Regions from separate parts of the Mus musculus genome. Here all the other regions are linked to region 1. A link is a loop called in an ENCODE intact Hi-C map of the cell type or tissue named here. Cell type or tissue: heart. All regions are shown on one strand. Links, peaks and the distances in the headings refer to the core of each region. The heading gives the core; the rest is flanking DNA.

What was found. Hi-C counts contacts between places; a loop is a spot of excess contacts. Peaks named below come from ENCODE experiments on the same cell type or tissue, not always from the same donor. Only the 100,000 strongest peaks of a DNase experiment are listed, where the experiment ranks them.
Region 2: a loop joins it to region 1, with 6 times the contacts of the local background. A loop is called at or near these places in 4 of 42 quality-filtered maps.
Region 3: it touches region 1 in a loop (4-fold over the local background); 3 of 42 quality-filtered maps call a loop at or near these places.

Annotation. Positions count from the first base shown.
Region 1 is chr1:162,547,194-162,553,174 of GRCm38, forward strand. Eef1aknmt (EEF1A lysine and N-terminal methyltransferase) reads right to left here and starts at 1,152. Exons shown (of 8, transcript NM_144877.1): 1 at 911-1,152. The coding sequence starts at 1,063. In heart, for the core only: a CTCF peak has its summit at 2,837 (motif pointing right); a DNase peak (open chromatin) is centred at 1,378; H3K4me3 peaks cover 1,381 bases; H3K27ac peaks cover 1,254 bases.
Region 2 is chr1:163,926,604-163,932,584 of GRCm38, forward strand. Scyl3 (SCY1-like 3 (S. cerevisiae)) reads left to right here and starts at 3,162. Exons shown (of 14, transcript NM_028776.5): 1 at 3,162-3,583. In heart, for the core only: no CTCF peak of the experiment used is centred there; DNase peaks (open chromatin) are centred at 3,138 and 3,378; H3K4me3 peaks cover 2,260 bases; H3K27ac peaks cover 1,423 bases.
Region 3 is chr1:161,873,148-161,879,128 of GRCm38, forward strand. It overlaps Suco (SUN domain containing ossification factor), which reads right to left and starts at 3,535. Exons shown (of 24, transcript NM_001357402.1): 1 at 3,164-3,535. The coding sequence starts at 3,225. In heart, for the core only: a CTCF peak has its summit at 3,477; DNase peaks (open chromatin) are centred at 3,724 and 4,154; H3K4me3 peaks cover 3,558 bases; H3K27ac peaks cover 2,741 bases.

The DNA.
Region 1 (5,981 bases), core at 710-5,709:
TTGAAGTTTGTAGGAAGTTACAAAATCCAAAACACCAGTTGCATCCTCATTTTTGTTTTTGTTTTTTTAAACCGTTAAAAATATAGGCTGAGTGACAGAACTGTTTCTAACTGCTCATACTTCCTATTTCCTCAGACAACAAACTAGTTTGTGAGGATTTGGAGCCTGCTCCCATCCCAGAGTCTATCTCATGCTATTTACTACTTGAAGCCAAACTTAAAAATACGAATTGTTGTTTCTCTTTGTGGCACATTCCTCCATTCATCTTTCAAAAATTCTGTTGTCACCGTCTCTAGAGGGCAAAGCATAGTTCCATGAGAAGTGATATGCCCTGGAGCCAGACAGACCTGCTTTTAAATCTCTATTTGACCACCTACTACATGCATGGCCTCCAACAGTCACTTGAAAAAAATAAGTGCACAACTACCCGCCTGAATTTGTTGAGATAAAAGGCCCGAGCATAGCAGACCTTAAGTCTCCTTCCCTACCGAAGCTCCAACTCGTCCACACCTATTTAACTTGGAATTTAACTTGTGTTTGTGGCTTCCTGCTCCTGTAGCTTGAGGGCTGGGCACAAAGCCTGAAATTTGATGAGCACTCGGCAGTGACTTAATAAACATATACACCAATAAAGTCCCACGACGCTACCTATTCCACACGTGTGCACAGTGACACAACACCCTTTCAGTCTACTGACGAAGCCACTATTCCAAAACGGGTTAAGGATGAAGTTTTAACTGAAAATCTTTACTTTTAAATGGCTATCTTTAAGGTTGCCACTTAGCCAAGATGCTGGGCAGAATCCTAAAATGATAGATCTGAGTGGGGTCCCCACGCCTGCCTGCCTCCTGCCTCCTAAACTTAGGATTGCTATCTTCAGTCCCCACAAGGGACTGGCTGCACGCCATACCTTTTCCTTGGGCTTTATGTATTTGTGCAGCACCTCGCACAGCTCCAGATAGGTCCCATACCACTCGAAAGCTGTCTTCCCTCGCTGCTGGAAGAACTTCTCCCAGTAGTCGGCAGAGCCAAACTCCTTGGAGCTTTTAGGTAGGAGATTCATGTTCCCACCGTGAGCGGCGTCTTCGACACTGCTCCTGGTGACAGATCACCCCGGGAAGCACCGGGAGGCAGCAGCGGCGGGAATCTTAGCCACTACAGGCACCATAGATTTGTTCTGCACGCAAAACCCAACCGAACCGGGCCCTGTGCAGCAGACGCGCGGACGAACCACTGAGCTGGCCACGCGCCGCTGCCGCCCCCCTTGTTTTTCTTCACCCTCGGTCCGCGCCCCACGTGCAGCAGCCACACACTCCCGCAGCTACACTCAGAACCTAGAAACCATATCCGGGTAAGAGGTCTCGTGATTGGGCAGGCGGAGCGGGCGGGACTTCCTGCGGGACTCCGGGCAGAAGAGGCTTGCTTCGTGGAACCGGGCGGGGCTGCGCGCGCAGCCTCTGTGAGCTGCGCTCTATCCCCAGCTGAGAGCGCGAGGGGCAACGGGAGCTGACCTGCGCAGGAGCAGGAGTCTCAGCTAGAAACCCCTTCCTCAGGAAAATGTGAGCTCATCTCCTCTTCCCGGAATCACTTTGCCACCGTTCTTGGTCAATTCAGAGGAAAATGACTGCTTTTTCTACTCCAAAATACAGAGCCCTGCTATTAATACAGTAACAACGGTGAATATCAGGAGACTTAACCGAAGTGCCTCCCTTCCCTGCCTCTCAAAACACAGTAACCATTCATTATGAAGATGCTCATTTTATCATTGGAGTCCTTAAATTGTCATTCTGATGACAGTTGTAAAGACATAGTTTATGTGTCTGATGAACAATACCATCCTTTTAAATGATCGTTTTATGAAAATATCCCAAGGAAGTTCCTAGTGAAGAGCTGTTTTGAAGAGACGATGAAAGAAACAGCTCTCGCGTTAAAGGAATAAGAGATGGAGCCCAGATATGACTGGCCATAGCCCAGGAACACAGATTTAGCTTCCTCAAATACCATGTTCCCATGAGGTAGCAATTGCATGAACTTTTATAGTAACAACACAGAAAGTAGTAAAACGGGACACTTACAAATACATTGGTGAGTATATTGTAAGATGATTGCAACCACAAGAAAACCTAGAGGTCTCTTCATACTTTCCAAAGGTCTTACCTAAGGGTCACAAAAGATGTTGCCAAGTACTAAATAACTACTAAAGGACCGGAAGATGTTCTAGGAAAATTTGGCTCTGGAACTGCATGCAACCTTTCAACGGCTTCACATCATTGACGTTGAAATCAATGAGCCTTTGAGGACACAGCTCCTTTCCAGAGATTCTTTTTCACAGCCTATACACACAGTGCTAGCACAGACACGGAACAGTTAGAGTAGACATAAGTTTTAAAGTCATCTTCAAACATTACAGAATCGTCTATTGGACTTGTTTTTATTTTTAAAAAGTTTCATATGATATAATCTGGTAGTGGTTTCTTCTTTCCCGACTTGTCTCAGCTCTTCCCCACCTCCTCAACTCCGTGACCTTTCTCTCTAAATAAAACACACAGTATTTTTTTAAGACTTATTTATTTATGCCAGGTGTGGTGCCATGCCTTTAATACCAGCACTTGGGAAACAGAAGCAGGTGGATCTCTTAAGTTCGAGGTCAGTCTGGTCTACAAAGCGAGTCCAGGACAGCCAGGGCTTATTACACAGAAAAACCATGTGTCAAAAAACAAAAAACAAAACAAACAAACAAACAAAAAAAAAAAACAAAAAACCTACCACTACAACTAATAATAATAAACAATAAAATATTAGTGTTTTGCCTGCATGTATGCCTACATGCCAGAAGAGGGCACCAGATCTCATTATAAATGGTTATGAGCCACCATGTGGTTGTTGGCAATTGAACACTTAGAACCTCTGGAAGAGCACCCAGTGCTTTTAACCTCTGAGCCATCTCTCCAGCCCAAAACACACAGAATTAAAAAAATAAATAAATGAATGAAGAAAAAAAACAGAAAAACTACCCATCAAAACACAAGATTAGGGCTGGAGAGATGGCTGAGCGGTTAAGAACATTCACTGCTCTTCCAGAGGTCCTGAGTTCAATTCCCAGCAACCACGTGGTGGCTCACAACCATCTCTAATGGGATCCGATGCCCTCTTCTGGTGTATCTGAAGACAGCGACAGTGTACTCATATACATACAATCAATAAATAAATTCTTTAAAAAAATTACTTCTACCAAAAAAAAAAAAAAAAACCCACAAGATTAAAAACCATAATATACAGGCAAAAGACCAGTAAGGCTAACATGTCCAAACTAAGCAATATGAGACTAAAAAGTCTACAAAAATACCCTTGAGTCTGTTTTGTGTTAGCCATCTATTGCTGGGCATGGGGCCTAACCTTAAGTGTGAAATGAAATTTAACTTTTCATTTGCAAGCTGCTATCAAATACAAGTAACTTCTTGTTAGGTACTAATGCCAGTGCCCACTTCCCCATTCAGGGTTGGCTCCCCTGTGGCTTGGACCTGTGCAGGCTCTGTGCATGCTGCCACCATCTCTGGGAGGTCACTCACATGTGCATCAGTTGTATTATGTCTGGAAGACACTGGTTCCTTAGAATCATCCATCTAAGAGGGGTCTGCCCTTAGATTCTGTCTGTCTTCTCTTCTGCCTAGCTCCCTGACCACAGAGGGGAAGGGTTTGATGAAGGCATCCTATTTAGGACTCAGTGTCTGTGTTAGTTAGGATTTTCTATGAAGAGACACCATGACTACAGCAACTCTTATAAAGAGAAATATTTAATTGGGGCTGGCTTACAGTTTACAGGTTTCATCCTTTATCATCATGGCAGGAAACATGGAAATATACAGGCAGACATGGTGCTGGAGATGTAACAGAGAGTTCTACATCTTGATCTGAAGGCAACAAAAGGAGACTGTGTGTCATACTGGGCATAGCTAGGGTATATGAGACCTCAAAGCCCACCCACAAAGTGGCACACTTCCTCCAACAAGGCCTCATCTACTCCAACAAAGACTCACCTCCTAATAGTGCACTCCCCTTGGATCAAGAATTGCTCCAAGTGCACACATGTCTAGGAGAGCCATTCCTGTTCGAACTACCTCAGTGTCCAAAATCTCTGTCTCTGCACATTGTCTAGTTGTGGATCTCAGTAGATTGATGATGTCTTAGTTAGGTTTTTACTGCTGTGAACAGATACCTTGACCAATGCAAGTCTTATAAAGAACAACATTTAATTGGGGCTCGTTTACAGGTTCAGAGATTCAGTCCAGTATCATCAAGGTGAGGACATGGCAGCATCTAGGCAGGCATGGTGCAGGCAGAGCTGAGAGTTCTACATCTTCATCTGAAGGCTGCTAGCAGAATACTGGCTTCCAAGCAGCTCGGATGAGGATCTTAAATCCCACACCCACAGAGACATACCTACTCCAACAGGGTCACACCTAATAGTGCCAATCACTGTATCAAAGATATACAAACCATCACAGATGAATTGCCCCACCCTCAACCCCTAGCAAAGTTTTATTTTAAATGAGTATACTGTCACTGTCTTCAAACTCACCGGAAGAAGGCATTGGATCCCCTTATAGATGGTTGTGAGCCACAATATGCTTGCTGGGAATTGAACTTAGGACCTCTGGAAGAGCAGTCAGTGCTCTTAACCACTGAGCCATCTCTCCAGCCCCCACTCCCCACCACCACCACCAAAGTTTTGATGTTTTAGTTCAGTGGTGAGACCCAGAGGTCTGTTTCTAACAAGTTGCCACGTGAGGCTTTACGGATGTTACCTCTGAGCTACTGTCAGATCCTTGAAGGCTTGCCCCTTGTAAACCACTACTTTAAAATGTAATTGAGTCATGAGTGAAAATGGATATGGTGTGAGACAGGATAGAAAGGCAGGACAAATTAAGGGGACACTAGAAATAAAAGAAGCCCCCCCCCCTTAGAACATACTTCTGTTTCCCACTAGCTGAAAGTCAACACAAAACAACAACAACAACCTTAACACAGCTGAAAAGTCCAGAATTACCTACAGAGATTGTGCTAGTTTTCCTAAAAATATATCAAACAAGTATTTTTTTAAAATGCCAAACAACCATGTGGCAAACAACAAACTGCTTACACAGGGCCTGATTACACAGGGCCTGGTTGCTTAACCCTTGGGTCTAACCATGCCTGCGCTCCTCTCTCTAAGCTCAAACAATATTCCATAGAAAGCTACTTTAACAATTTCATTTATTTAAAAAAATAACATGGGGAAAATAAACAAACTAGCCCATATTTCTTTACATAATTCTAAAGCTTTGCTTAATTGTTAGTCCTTGTTGTAAATAATATCCTCTGAGCAATGAAATGACGCCATAAAGTCACATTATGTAGCCATTGTAAAGACGCCTGAGTGGTACTCTTTAAGAAGGCCACACCCACATGTGGATATATTTTGTCCTTTTCTTAGGTATCTCTTTCTAAAAACAAGAACTTAAATCTAAATTGTGCACTATCTATCACTTATGCATAATAAATGCACAAAACACGCTCATTCCAACTTGTCTTGGAATTCTTTTCTTCAGAGCAGTCAAGAATCTGTGTTCCCTGAGTGGAGGTCCCTAAGGGCCAGAAGTCCTCAGGCCATTGGTGGCAGTTCCAGGATGTGTCTCCTCACTGCTGCTGATAGCTTTAGCTCCATAATTTTAAAAGGTTAACCCAAAATATCCCCTACAAGGAACATGAAGGACTATTTGTCTCCTGTTTTACTTCCTCGGTTCGCTCCCTCTCTACCCAAACTAAGAACTGAAGAGCCTTAGATATGACTTTAGCTACTTTATCACACAAGGCTCCTAATCAGGGAGCTGTGGGGCCCTTTTAGAAAGTCCTTATGAGGAGTCAAGCACAACACTCATACTTGAAATACTACGAAATTGCAGAGAAGCAAAGCACACAGCACCCACCAACACACGGTCTTA
Region 2 (5,981 bases), core at 394-5,393, 1.4 Mb after region 1:
CTGGGGCTGTTTAGAGCAGGCCACAGAGAGGAAATGCTTACCTGGGAGAGAACTATTTCCTGCATTCTGCTTAGAGGACAGGGGGCACTGGACGAGAGGCCTGTCCCCTCCCACATCCACACAGGAACCAACCCTGACTGTGAGCAGAAGTGTAGCAAAGCAACTAGCAAGGCCCCTTGCTCCTAAAGCGGGCAGGTGGACTCTAGTTAGTTAGTTAGTTAGTTAGTTAGTTAGTTGGTTGGTTATAACTAAATCAATCTATATTATTTAACTAAAAAAATCTATATCAAATAATTCTATATTGAGTCCAAAATAAAGTTAGTTAGTTAGTTAGTTAGTTAGTTAGTTAGTTGTGGGGCCTTTAAATTTGGTTTGGTTTTTGACTTTTGGTTTTGTTTTGTTTGTCTGTCTGTTTGTTTGTCTGTCTGTCTGGGTAACCTGGCAGAGTCAAAAGGATTTGGGTCCTTAATGGAATGGGGTACAGGTCTTAAGCCTGGGTTACAGGTTCTTACACCAGAGAAAGCCACTAGTGAATACAGAGAAATAGAACTGACAGAAACACGTAGACACAGACACACAAAGACACATAAGAGAGAGAGAGACAGACAGACAGACAGACAGACAGACAGACAAAGACAGAAAAGACAACAAGGGGTAGCCACCACATTTATATACCTGAACAGACAAAAGGATCCAGTCACAAATCACATGGACACTGGATCAGCAGACATGTCGACCTCTCCTGTGTGTCCAAACAGAATGTGCCATGACCAGACTTATCTCCGGAGGTCATAGACCAAGGCAACCTGCTTCCTTTCCCGGTAGAGGTGTGAGACCCCTCCAAAACCTTAGGCAGTGAGTGATCAAAGGCAGCTCTGGGAAGCTGGAGCATCTCCACTTGTGTCCCCCTAGGGGCCCCTTGACAGCCCAACTCTTCCTTGATCCAAGGGTCTCTGAGACACCTCCTCATCCCACCACCCCGGTATCTTGAAGTGTGGTCTCTGGGATCTTTTGAGGTATCCAGAAATATTGTGGAGTATTCTCCAAAAAGACTGCTCAGACATGGGTTTAAGCCAACAGAAAGGTGTTTGTTTTTTTTTTTTTGTTTTTTTTGTTTTTTTTAGACAGCCAACAACTACACTGGATGTTCAGGATGCCTATGCAGCCCTGAGCCTTTCTCAGGGTGAGCTTTTAAGCAGAAAAACCATGTTCTGTTAACAAGAACAGTTAGCCAGAAGCAGAGCTACAGAAGCTAAAAAGCAAGGTTAGTTCATTTAGAGACTTTCCCAGAACAAGGGACTTTGGTGGATTAGGCCTTTGTTTTAGTTTTGGCACGTGGTGCTGCCTACATGCTGAGTTTTACAGCCTGGATGGTACTTCCATCATGGGGTCAGTTGTACTAAGGTCTGAGGCCATTTGACAAGACCTAGACTACTCAACACATCTATTATTTTCTCTTCACTTAAACTCTGAGGTGATTGGTGTACACTTGGAGGCTAAGAAGCATTTCACGCTTGGATTGGCATTGGGAGGATTTAAATCAGAAACCCATACTTAGAGACAGATACTACAGATAATGCCCTTCCCATATCTAATGCAGATTAATGGTGTTTTTAAGGATGTTAAAAAGTGAATTTTCATTGCCAAAATGAGTAACTTCAAAATAGGTCAAATAGGCTGAAAGGCATAAGAATCTAGTGAGCCCAAAATCTTCACAAAGGCTCATATGCAAATAATCTGTAATCTTGTGGGGAGGGGCATTAGGAGATGGCTCAGTCAGTAAGGTGCTTGGAACCTCAGTCTGATCATTAGAATCCAAGTTCTTATGCCTGGAAGCCCAGCACTGGGGAAGCAAAGGCAGGTGGATTCTGGGGCTCCCTGGACAGAGAGCCTGGCTTAATCAGTGAACTGCAAGCCAGGGGCAGAGCTTACTTATCTCCAGCCCGTGTCCATGTGCCACCTGAGCAATATCACCTGTCACCCAACTCCAGGCGGGGTAACTGAATCTGTGTGTGCCTGTACAATACTGGTCCTTTTTCCTACAGAATCAAATGTCCGCTGGACAGAATGACTGACATACCCTATTGAGGGTAAGATGTGTAAGTTAACCCGTGGCCTCAAAAATATCTGGAATCTTAATGCAGAGATGTAAGAGATGGTTTATTTAGAAACCTGAGTGACACCAGGATAAATGAAGTGAGTAGATGGTAGAAGTATTGAGTGTGTCCCTTCCAATCATGTCTTACACATGCAGCAGGGAACTGTCTTCTAGTGTTAATTTTAGAGGAGTAGGTGACCATCGTGTTTGAGAAAACAGGCTACATGCTACCCAGGATCCCATCCACAGCTGGACTAGGATTAGTGATCAAAGAATGGATGAGAATGCGAGCAAGCACCCAGAGCGAACGATACAGCATAGATGTGAGTCAGGAATGCATCATCCTCCCAGTGGATTTCTTGCCCTGGTTGAAGTGGCTCAATTCTACTCCTCCAGGAAAAGAAAGGCACAAAATAAATTGATCAAGACAATCCTGGTCTCATTCTGACTTGCCTTACAGGACGTGGTAGCTGATGTTACTTTATCTACATTCTTTACCAGGAAGGCAGAGGCTGGCTGCGACCTCCCACACGCAAATGGGTTGATCATTTAGTCTTCGGTTATTGTAACGAAGGTGAACTTTCGAAGAGAACAAGAAGTCAGCGGATATTGGAGCTGGTAATTCTATCACAGGTGTAGTCTTCTCTTCCTCCGTTCCTTTCCCACACACCCCCCCCCCATCCTTATTTCCCCTCTCCTCCCTTCCCCTTTTCTCCTCTTCACTTTCTTCCCTCCTGTCCGGTCCTCTCCGGTCTTGCGTGACATTCCTTCTAATTGTACTATTTCGCTGAATTATGATTCCAGGTTTTCCATCTGAAACCTTAAGCCTTAATTAAGTCTCAAGCGTTAATCGCCATGATTTCTGACTTCACTAAATACATACATACATACATACATACATACATACATACATACATACATACATACATACATACATATCTTCTCTGACAGCAGGCCAATCCTGGTGGCCAGGATGCTGAGGGGGCAGTCACAACCGGAAAAGTTCTGGCTCAGCCCCAAACTCCTCTCCTCCTCCTCCCCGCCCCCTTACTTGTCTGAAGCCAGAGGTGGCCATTTTGGATTCGGGCGGAAATGAACTCAAAAGCGGCTGGTTAAAAACCCAAACATGAAAACCGGGATGCCCCTGCAGTCGGGCTGAAGACACACGCAGAGAGGCTTCCCTGCCGCCAGAGCCGGCTGCCGGGAACAGGCGTGCGGCGCAGGCTCCCCTGGCGCCCACACCTACCCGGGCCCGCGCCCTCGCAGCACCTGTGCGGCCGCTCTAGCTCGGTTCCGGGTTCGCGCCTCGGTGGTGGCGTCGGAGGAACTGAAGGCCCGGCTGTTGAGCCGCTTCCGGGCCCTCGGAGAGCCGCCGGAGCCGGGTCCTCGGGGGTGTCTGTGGGTGGAGGAGCCGGGGTCTGAGCGTCGGAGCCAGCCGCGGGCCAAGAGGGAGCGGAGCCGCCAGCCTCCTCCCGCCGCCCGCAGGTAACCGGGAGCCGTGCGGCCTGGACGGCGGGGCGGGAAGCGAGCCGGGGCGGCCGGTTGAGCGCTGCCCCGGGGAGTTCGGGGTGCCCCTGTGCCTGGCGTCTCGGGTGAGCCCCGCCGGCCGAGGCCGGTGGAGGGCCGAGAGACCGGGCCTGGAGTCCAGCGGGAAGGCCGCGCGGTGCAGGGTCCCCGACGAGCGTCCACACTCAGCCCCCGGGCTTCACGTGTAGAAAAGACAACAACATCTCCCAAGGTCGCTTTTGCTGAGTTCTGGGATCGCTGCTGCTGCTGGGTTGGGGGACATGTGTGTGCTCTGAGCTGATGTCACACCTCGGAGTACTTTTAGTCCACAGAGACTACATGTTTTGCTTGTCAGCTAGCACAATGCGGTTGAGTTCCTGACAGGGAACATACGTGGCCGAGACAGGGCCGCTGGTAAGATTTGTCACCCAGTATCTAAGTGCCAACGAGTACATATCCTTAGGACTCTCGGGCAAGTCATAACCTTTGGCTCTTTGAAGCGAAGGGAACTAGAACCGAAGAGAGTCTCTACTGTCGGGAGAACTAAGGGACATACTTCCCCCAGAGCACACGTGGTATGTGGTTGAATACCTAGGCAAGGTGCTGCTCCCAAACCAAATGGAACCCTTCAGAAGCTTCGCCTGAAGCCAAAGAAATGAGAAGGATGGAAGACATAGATAGATTAAAGTGTACAGTCACATCCTAGACTGTCAACTCGACGTTTCATTATAGAAAGTATAAGTGGTATAGTCAGTAAAAATGCCATATTAGAATATCCTTTTCTACCTTCGTGTGACTTTCAAAGCTACCTGGCACTATTTCATAGTCCCCTTCTTACTTCCCAAACCAAGAAAAAATCCGTGGAGTTGGGAGTGTTCCTTATGTCTTGCATTTCCATAAGCTCCTTTCAGCTCCGTCCTGAGGGTTGTAAAACACTGCTGGTGCCAGCGGTCCTGCCTCTTAGATACAGGCGTGGGGAGAACCAGAGTGACCGCCTTGTGTGTTCTCAAATCCAGTCCTCGGCGCCCTTTCCCTGCTGTGTTGGGCGCGGGGCTCTGTACAGGGCATCCTATTCGCTTCGGTAGAAACTGAGCCTTGCCTTTTTAAAGGTGCTCTTCCTTAGGGTCATAGGCGACTTATCACTGTGAAAAATGACTGGTTTTGGTAGCTTCCTAGTATTTTTGCAAATCTAAAGGTATTATGTTCGTATTTATAACATTGAGTTAGGGTTAATAGATAATCTAAGGGCCAATATTCCAACAAGGATTTGGCCTGCTATTGGAAATCAGTAAGCTAAATGCCCATTGCCCCTGCCTTTTGCCAGCGTGGCTCATGAATCTCAGTGACCGCAGTATCCCTTCAGGACTAACGAAATTAAACTGGTTTTTCTGCCAAGAAGATACTCACCTGCTGTGGTTTTCCTTTATTGTTTAATTTTGAAAACTTTTATTTTGTAGTGAACCAAAAATGCAGGCTAGGTCCACATACTTTTCAAATGAACCCTTCCCTAACTCATACCTCTCTTCTCACTGGTGTTTGAAGCAGGGGTCAGAGTAGAAGTGTCCGTTGGTCTCAGGGAGTGTAGGCCCACTCAAGCCACACCAGGGAAGCCGCAAGCACCTAGAGGCTTAGTCAGTGAGGCAGTGGAAAAACTGGATTGGAAGCCAGCTGCTCGTCCTGCAGGCACTAGGCAGGGCCAAGATGGAGGATGCCTGTGTGTCTCTATAAAGCAGCCATTCCCCCAGCTTGTGCCTACCATTATCTCACTGACCACTCACTTCCTTGGTGCCTACCACGTGTTTGCTTCCATGGGGCCCCAGCTCCACCTCCTGGTGACCCCAGCTTCAGATGTGCTACTAGTGATAAAGAAAAACATCAGATCCATAGAGGAGACAGTGGTCCGCCCCTTCATTCTGGTTGTGGATACTAAAGATCCGGCTGTGACTCGACTGCTCTTTGGCCAGGAGGCAGGAAGAAGGCCCTCGCCGCCCAGGGACCACTGCATCCATGATCAGAGCTTCTTTCTCTGGCTGCATGCATTGCTTTTCTCTTGTCCCAGTAAAATATGGCTGGTCCTTGTCATTCCTTTTTTTATATGATTTTTTTTTTTGGAATTAAACTTAATCATATCATTTTCCCCCCTTTCTCTGTCATCCCTCCAGCCCTTCCCGTGCATCCTCCTTGCCATTGTTCTCTCAAATTCATCGTCTTTTTCTTGTTGCATGTGTGTGTGCTCCTAAATACAGAAGTACATCTTGCTCTGTGTGTGTGTGTGCAAGCAAGCAAGCAAGTGTGATCTTAATGTTGAGCACATGGTATTGACTAACCAGCTGGGAGCCCTTCCCTCTGGAGGAAAACATCTCTGATTCTCAGCATT
Region 3 (5,981 bases), core at 394-5,393, 670 kb before region 1:
TATTAGCTCCTCTAAGCTCATCCTTTGAGTCACAGAAAAAAATCTGTTACTATTTTTAAAAATTAGCCTTTTTTAGATTAATGTAAAGAGTTCTGGTTCTTAGGGGTTAGCTGCAGACATATTAAGAACTAAAGGCAGATATGTAAAGGAAGAGTAAAGCTCTGGTTTACCTCCGGCATACCATGACTCACTGGGTTTCTATACATGTCCATCTAAGATGGAGGGATTGCTCTGCTTTAACTAAACAACTTACTACATGTATTTTAAAACAAACAAACAAACAGAAAAGCTAACAAAGATAATAGTACAAGCATAAACCAGTAACAAAATAGTAAGGCTAAGAAGAGTAACCATTATAAACCATTTATCTACATTTGATATAAAATAATCTCTTAAATTAAACAGTTCTCACTGAAAATTACTTTAATGAAAACAAATGGTAATATTAACAAAGTATTTTTTATCTTTCTTAAACAACTAACTTTGGTAATTATATGTACAATACTGATGCCATATTGATACATGTAGATAAATTACAAATAATTAGACACATTTTAAAGGCACATGCACCAAGTTTTACTACTAGGGAACATACTCAGAATAACTGTTCAAAGGTTTGGATCACATCGTCCACTTCAGTGTGATGATCAACTCCCCTCTGTCAATGACTGAGAGAGTTCTGCACCTTCAGCTTCTGAATAGTGTATATTATATCATAAAACTTTGAAGACTTCAGCAAACTAAGAGACATGGATATTGACTAAGGGTAAACACAATATAATAAGTCCTTGAAGGAGGAAGACAAGGGCCGTCATAAGCAGATGTTGAAGGCCAAAATGAGAGGTTGAAGTGATGAGAGACAGGAGAGAGAATCTATGCAACACCTAGAAGCTGAAAAAGTCAAAGAACTGGAGTCTCCCCCTCAGGGTCTCCAGAATGAAGCAGCCATGCCACCTTAATACTTGCCCCAGTGAGACTGATTTTGGACTCCTGTACACACACCCTACAACTATAAAACAACTATGTGTACGCCAGTGGATTTCTGGTAATTTGTTATAGCAGCAGTAGGAGCTTACAAGGAGGCTTCTTAGTTGAGATAGTTTCAGTACTAAAAACGAGAGAGGCCACTCACTCAAGCTTTCAAGATTCACAATATTCAATACACAGTAAACATAAGAAAAACACCTTTGAATGCTTTTATAATGAAAGACAGCATGCTCTTACTGTTTTACAAAGTGCATGTGTTATCTCATTTGCTTCTAATAACTTTGGTATGAATGGATCAATTTTATCATACTGAGGCTCTAAAAACTAAAGTTCAAAGGAATTATATAGCATGTCCAAGTACACATATCTAGTAAGTGATGGTACTGTATCTGTCTAAAAACACAGGCCTTATTTAACCTATAGTCAGTCAGAGGACCACTGTAGTGAGGAGCCTGTATTACAAGCTGCTTAGGTTCAAATCTAAATTTTAGAATGCAGTAGCTGCTTAGCCATGTTACTCTGTTGCAAGCATAACTTTAGCCTCTCTATTTATTCATCTGTAAAATACAGAATTCAACTAATAATATCTACCTAAGAGGACCTTGCTGACAAAGATGCTAAAACGTACACATGCCACATGCTTGGTACAGATAACAATAAATATTAGCTATCACTGTTCTTCTGTAGCTACACTACAATTACACCTAGAATACACTGTACTACTTAACCAAGAATTGTGATTAGCAGTGTGCAAAAGAAAAAAATAGCAACCAGAATGAATAGATAGGATGCATTTTGGTTTTCTGTTAAGGTAAATCTATAGCACTCTAGGCAGGAAAAGAGAAAAGGCAGAAGGCTGTATCACACACAATCTATCAACTATGACAGTATAAGATCAAACTAAACTGCAGTAATAGTAATAGAGTAAGTCCTGGGTAGACCCTAGAACTGATTATTATATGAACATAGAATACTCAATCTACAAAAGAGAAGTGGGTAACAAAATCTGGAGATAATTTCTGAATGAGGGGAGAAAAGGCTAGTAAGAGAAGCTCACCAACTCTAAGAAATTGCTACCTAATCCTACACTGGTTTCAGGTACCAGTTTCTCTTAAGGAGTATTTAAAGGATTCAGAATGACAAGAAATACAGTCTTTCCAGTCAGATTTTCTCAGACAAGTGTTTTCTTGAGCCCATATTAATATATTATTCTATGTGAGCAACAACTCTACAACTTGAGCACCTCTGGATTCCATTACACCCATAAAAAAAAGGGAATTATTACTGGCGCTTTGAAGACATAAGGTAAATAAGAAAGTGTGTTTAGATTTTAGTATAAGAAGCAAAATCTCTTTAACACAAAGGCCATCACTTTCAGTCACCAAGTCTCAAGGCTCTTTGGGAATTCCTTCAGAAAGAATGGCTTTTCCAAGTACACCTTTAGCAATCCTTTGGTTCATAAGCTATGTCTGCTCCTGGACATCCAGAGATGTGCTTGAAATTAACTTGAACTCCATAGAACTTCAGAGAAAGGGACAGAGCGGGTCGCAAAAACCGTTTCCTTTCTAGTGCCAAAGAACATGCCCCAAAACTATGGCTGACTCCACATCTGTGATAATCCTCTCCCACCAGGCTAACCGAAAAAGGGCTTCATCAGGGATCCCGCCCGCCCCACGCCGCAGGGTTTCAAGGAGCAGCCCCAAAAGTACTATTGGTCAAGATTGTGCAAGACCTGACCAGAAGAACAACAGTTTAGACATTACTCTTACCCTCATGACGACTCACGTTTTCAAAATCACAGGTCCGGAACACATCACACCTGACTCGCCCCTGCCCTTACCTCATAACGAAAGCAAATGAACTGACAGCAAAACTGAGTAACTCACTCACTAGCTTTCTGAACACTACCCAAACTGCCCTAACTGCGGTGATGGGGTACCCGAGTACAAAGGCAAAAAGTGATCCCCAATATCCCCTTCTCTCCCTGCTGGAACTCTGCAAATTCCAAAACACAACTCGTAAACCACAAGAGGAAGAGCTGGGTGGCCGCTGTGTCCCTGGCTTAGGAGCAGGAGCACCAAGCAACCCAAAAAGCCGAGATGATTTGGGGGTGTGACCCGACCTACTCCCTCTTTCATCCCCACGGGAAGTCCCCAGAGGCCGGCCCCTTACTCACCAGACTAGAGAGCAGAGAGAGAGGCAGGAGACCAGGGCCAAGGCCCGCCGGTACTTCTTCATCTTCTCCTCCTTCTTCCCCCTGCCAGGAGGCGGCACATCCTCCCCACAGCAGCCACTGTCGAGGCCAAGATGGAGGAGCCGGAGCAGAAACGCGAGGATGGGACCGAGAGTCCGAAGAGCAGTGGGGCTTGGGGAGCGGTTCCGCAGCGGCTCGCGTCCCGGATGGCCTCCCCGAGAGGCCCACGGCAACGGGAATAGGGACGCTTCACAGGAGCGCTCGGGAGACTGCCGCCGCCGCCGCTCTGTCTGCCCGCTCGCCCGCGCCCGCCTCCTCCGGCCTTCGCCGCCACTGCCTCCCCATCCCCGCCCCGCCCGCCCGGGCCCTCGCTCCGTGCTGCCGGCGACCAACGGCCGCCGCGTACTCGCCTCTCAGCAGCCAATCCCCGGCCGGGCCAGCGCACCTCGCACTCCACTGAGCTGGGTGGAAGGAGACGCGTCACCCACGTCCCTCTCGGCTCGCGCTCCACAAGTCACAGCGCGGGCCACGCCCCCTCCGCTGACAAAGCTCCAAAACGCCACAACCGCCGCCCAACCTGCGCAGGTCCCACCCACTCGCTGGCGCTCGAACAGGAAGTCCTGTAACCCTCGGTCTTCCGCCTTTCAATGGCCTGCCCACTCTCGCTGGCACGCGCCGCCTCCGCGCACGGGTATCTGGGGCTTGTAGTCCTCCTGCCCGAACCCGCCTTTTTTTTTTTTCCTCCGTAGAACTCGCGGGTTTGGTTCTCGAGTTTTACACTTTCACTTCTCACCTTCAGACTGACTAGCTTTGTCATTTGTCATTGTTAAGTCTATAATTCTTCCTTGGAGCACAGTCATGGAACGGCCTGGAATGACTGGAGAGGGTCAGGAGAAAGCATGCTAATGCAATTTAAAAGTCGGTTTACCGGCAGTGGGTCGGGCTTACTGAGGTAGATGATGATTGGAAGGTAGAAAGAGGCGTGTCAACGTTTCCTCTCACATGATTGGCTGGGAAGGACTGAGCTTTTCTTTCACCTAAGTGAGAATTCCTACCTGCCCGCCAGATTCCTAAGATAGAGCTTTAGTGTTCTTTTTTGTTCTTTTAATTTCGGGCTGTGGGTTTGCTGCTGCAAGGCAGAAAAGACACTACGGACTCTCGGCGTCTGGAAGCAGAGAAAGCGAACTCCTACACATACTTGCTGTGAACAAGAAAAAAAAAAAGAAGTGGTGTTCACAGATGGAGACCCCAAAATCTGTAAAAAGCTGAGGCCCAGAATCCTACTTAGGGAGCGTTGGTGTGCAATCTCAGAATGCTTTGTGGCTACTGCCAGACATCTCTTCAAGTAGCTTACTGATCCTGAAAGACAGCAGTTGGAAGAGACTAGACTTTTGGCCTCTTAGTATAGCAGTTCCTTCCTCTAAGTCTCCCGTGTGCCTATTTAACATATCAAAGCAGAACTGGCTGCCACGTTCTCCCAGCATTCTTCAGTCTCTACCAGTTAGTTGCAGGATTCTTCTCATCAGCCCCTACTCCAAACTTCTCCAGCCCAGGGGCTGGGCAGCCATTCCCTCATGCACCCTTCCCTATATAATCCAGCCATTTTGGTTACCTGGCCCTTTTGGTCTGCCCTTTACCCTCCTGGCCTCTTGATCTCCTGGTCTCCTGGCTCTCCTTGCCTCCTCCACTTTCCTCACATGGCCCCTGCTCAGGTTCGTATTCACTCTGGACTCGTCCAGATGCCCCTGTCTCTGGCTATGTCTCCCTTGTATAAACCTCCTCTACCATGCCCAGGAGCAGTCATTCCCTTCCTATTTTATTTTATTTTATTTTCAGTTCCTCTCATCTATCTGCACCGCCATACCCATTAACCTCCTCCACTTCTCCCACCCTTAACTCCTGAGATCTGTGAACACTATTCTGTTCTCATCTTTGAAATTATCTTAATTTTCATGTATAAGAGAGACTACACGGCATTTGTATTTCTACCTCTGATTTTACACAACATTCTCCAATTTCATCTGTGTTACAACTAATGACAAGATTTCGTTCTTTTTATAGTTTAATGTGTAAATAAATATACTGTATTTTCTTTATCAATGGATCCCTAGGTTGCTTCCATATTTTGGCGACTGTGCAATTCCTCCTTGACATTTACCCAGGTGTTATGTTTTATATAAAAGAAAAAGCCGGGGATATGTTAGGTGGAGGCACAGTATGGAGTTGGGGGAGGGGGGCAGGGAGAAGGCTGTGCTTCTGCGGGCCCACACTGAGGCATCCCTTACCCCTGAGGAACAGCCATACAAGTATAGTATAGAATAGAGTTTATTTAGGGCATGGGGAGGGGAGTTGACAAGATAGTAGAGACAGAGAAAGGGAGAGAGAGAGGAGAGGAGTAGAGGCTAGCCATGAACACTTGGAGAGGGAGAGGAAAATGAAGGGAGAAGGGACAGAGTGGGAGAGAGTAGAAAGGCAAGCAAAAATAGAAAGAAGGGGGCAAGCAGCCCCTTTTATAGTGAGTCAGGCATAACTGTGGGGTGGAGCCTAGAAATGCTAACACCAAGCAGCAGGATTGTTGAATTGTTTGGTAGTTTTGTTTTTTTGGTTTGTGAGGGAAGATGGAGCAGAGACTGGATTGGGTGGGGAAGAGTGTCAGAAGCCCTGTGAGTACATCAGGTAATAATGGCCCACCAGGACCAGCTTCTGGAAAACAGATTAACTTACTTGGAATGATGCAAGGCTTATATACTTTGGGGAATGGGAGTAGGGTAGGAACATCTAGGATGGGCAAAGGTCACTG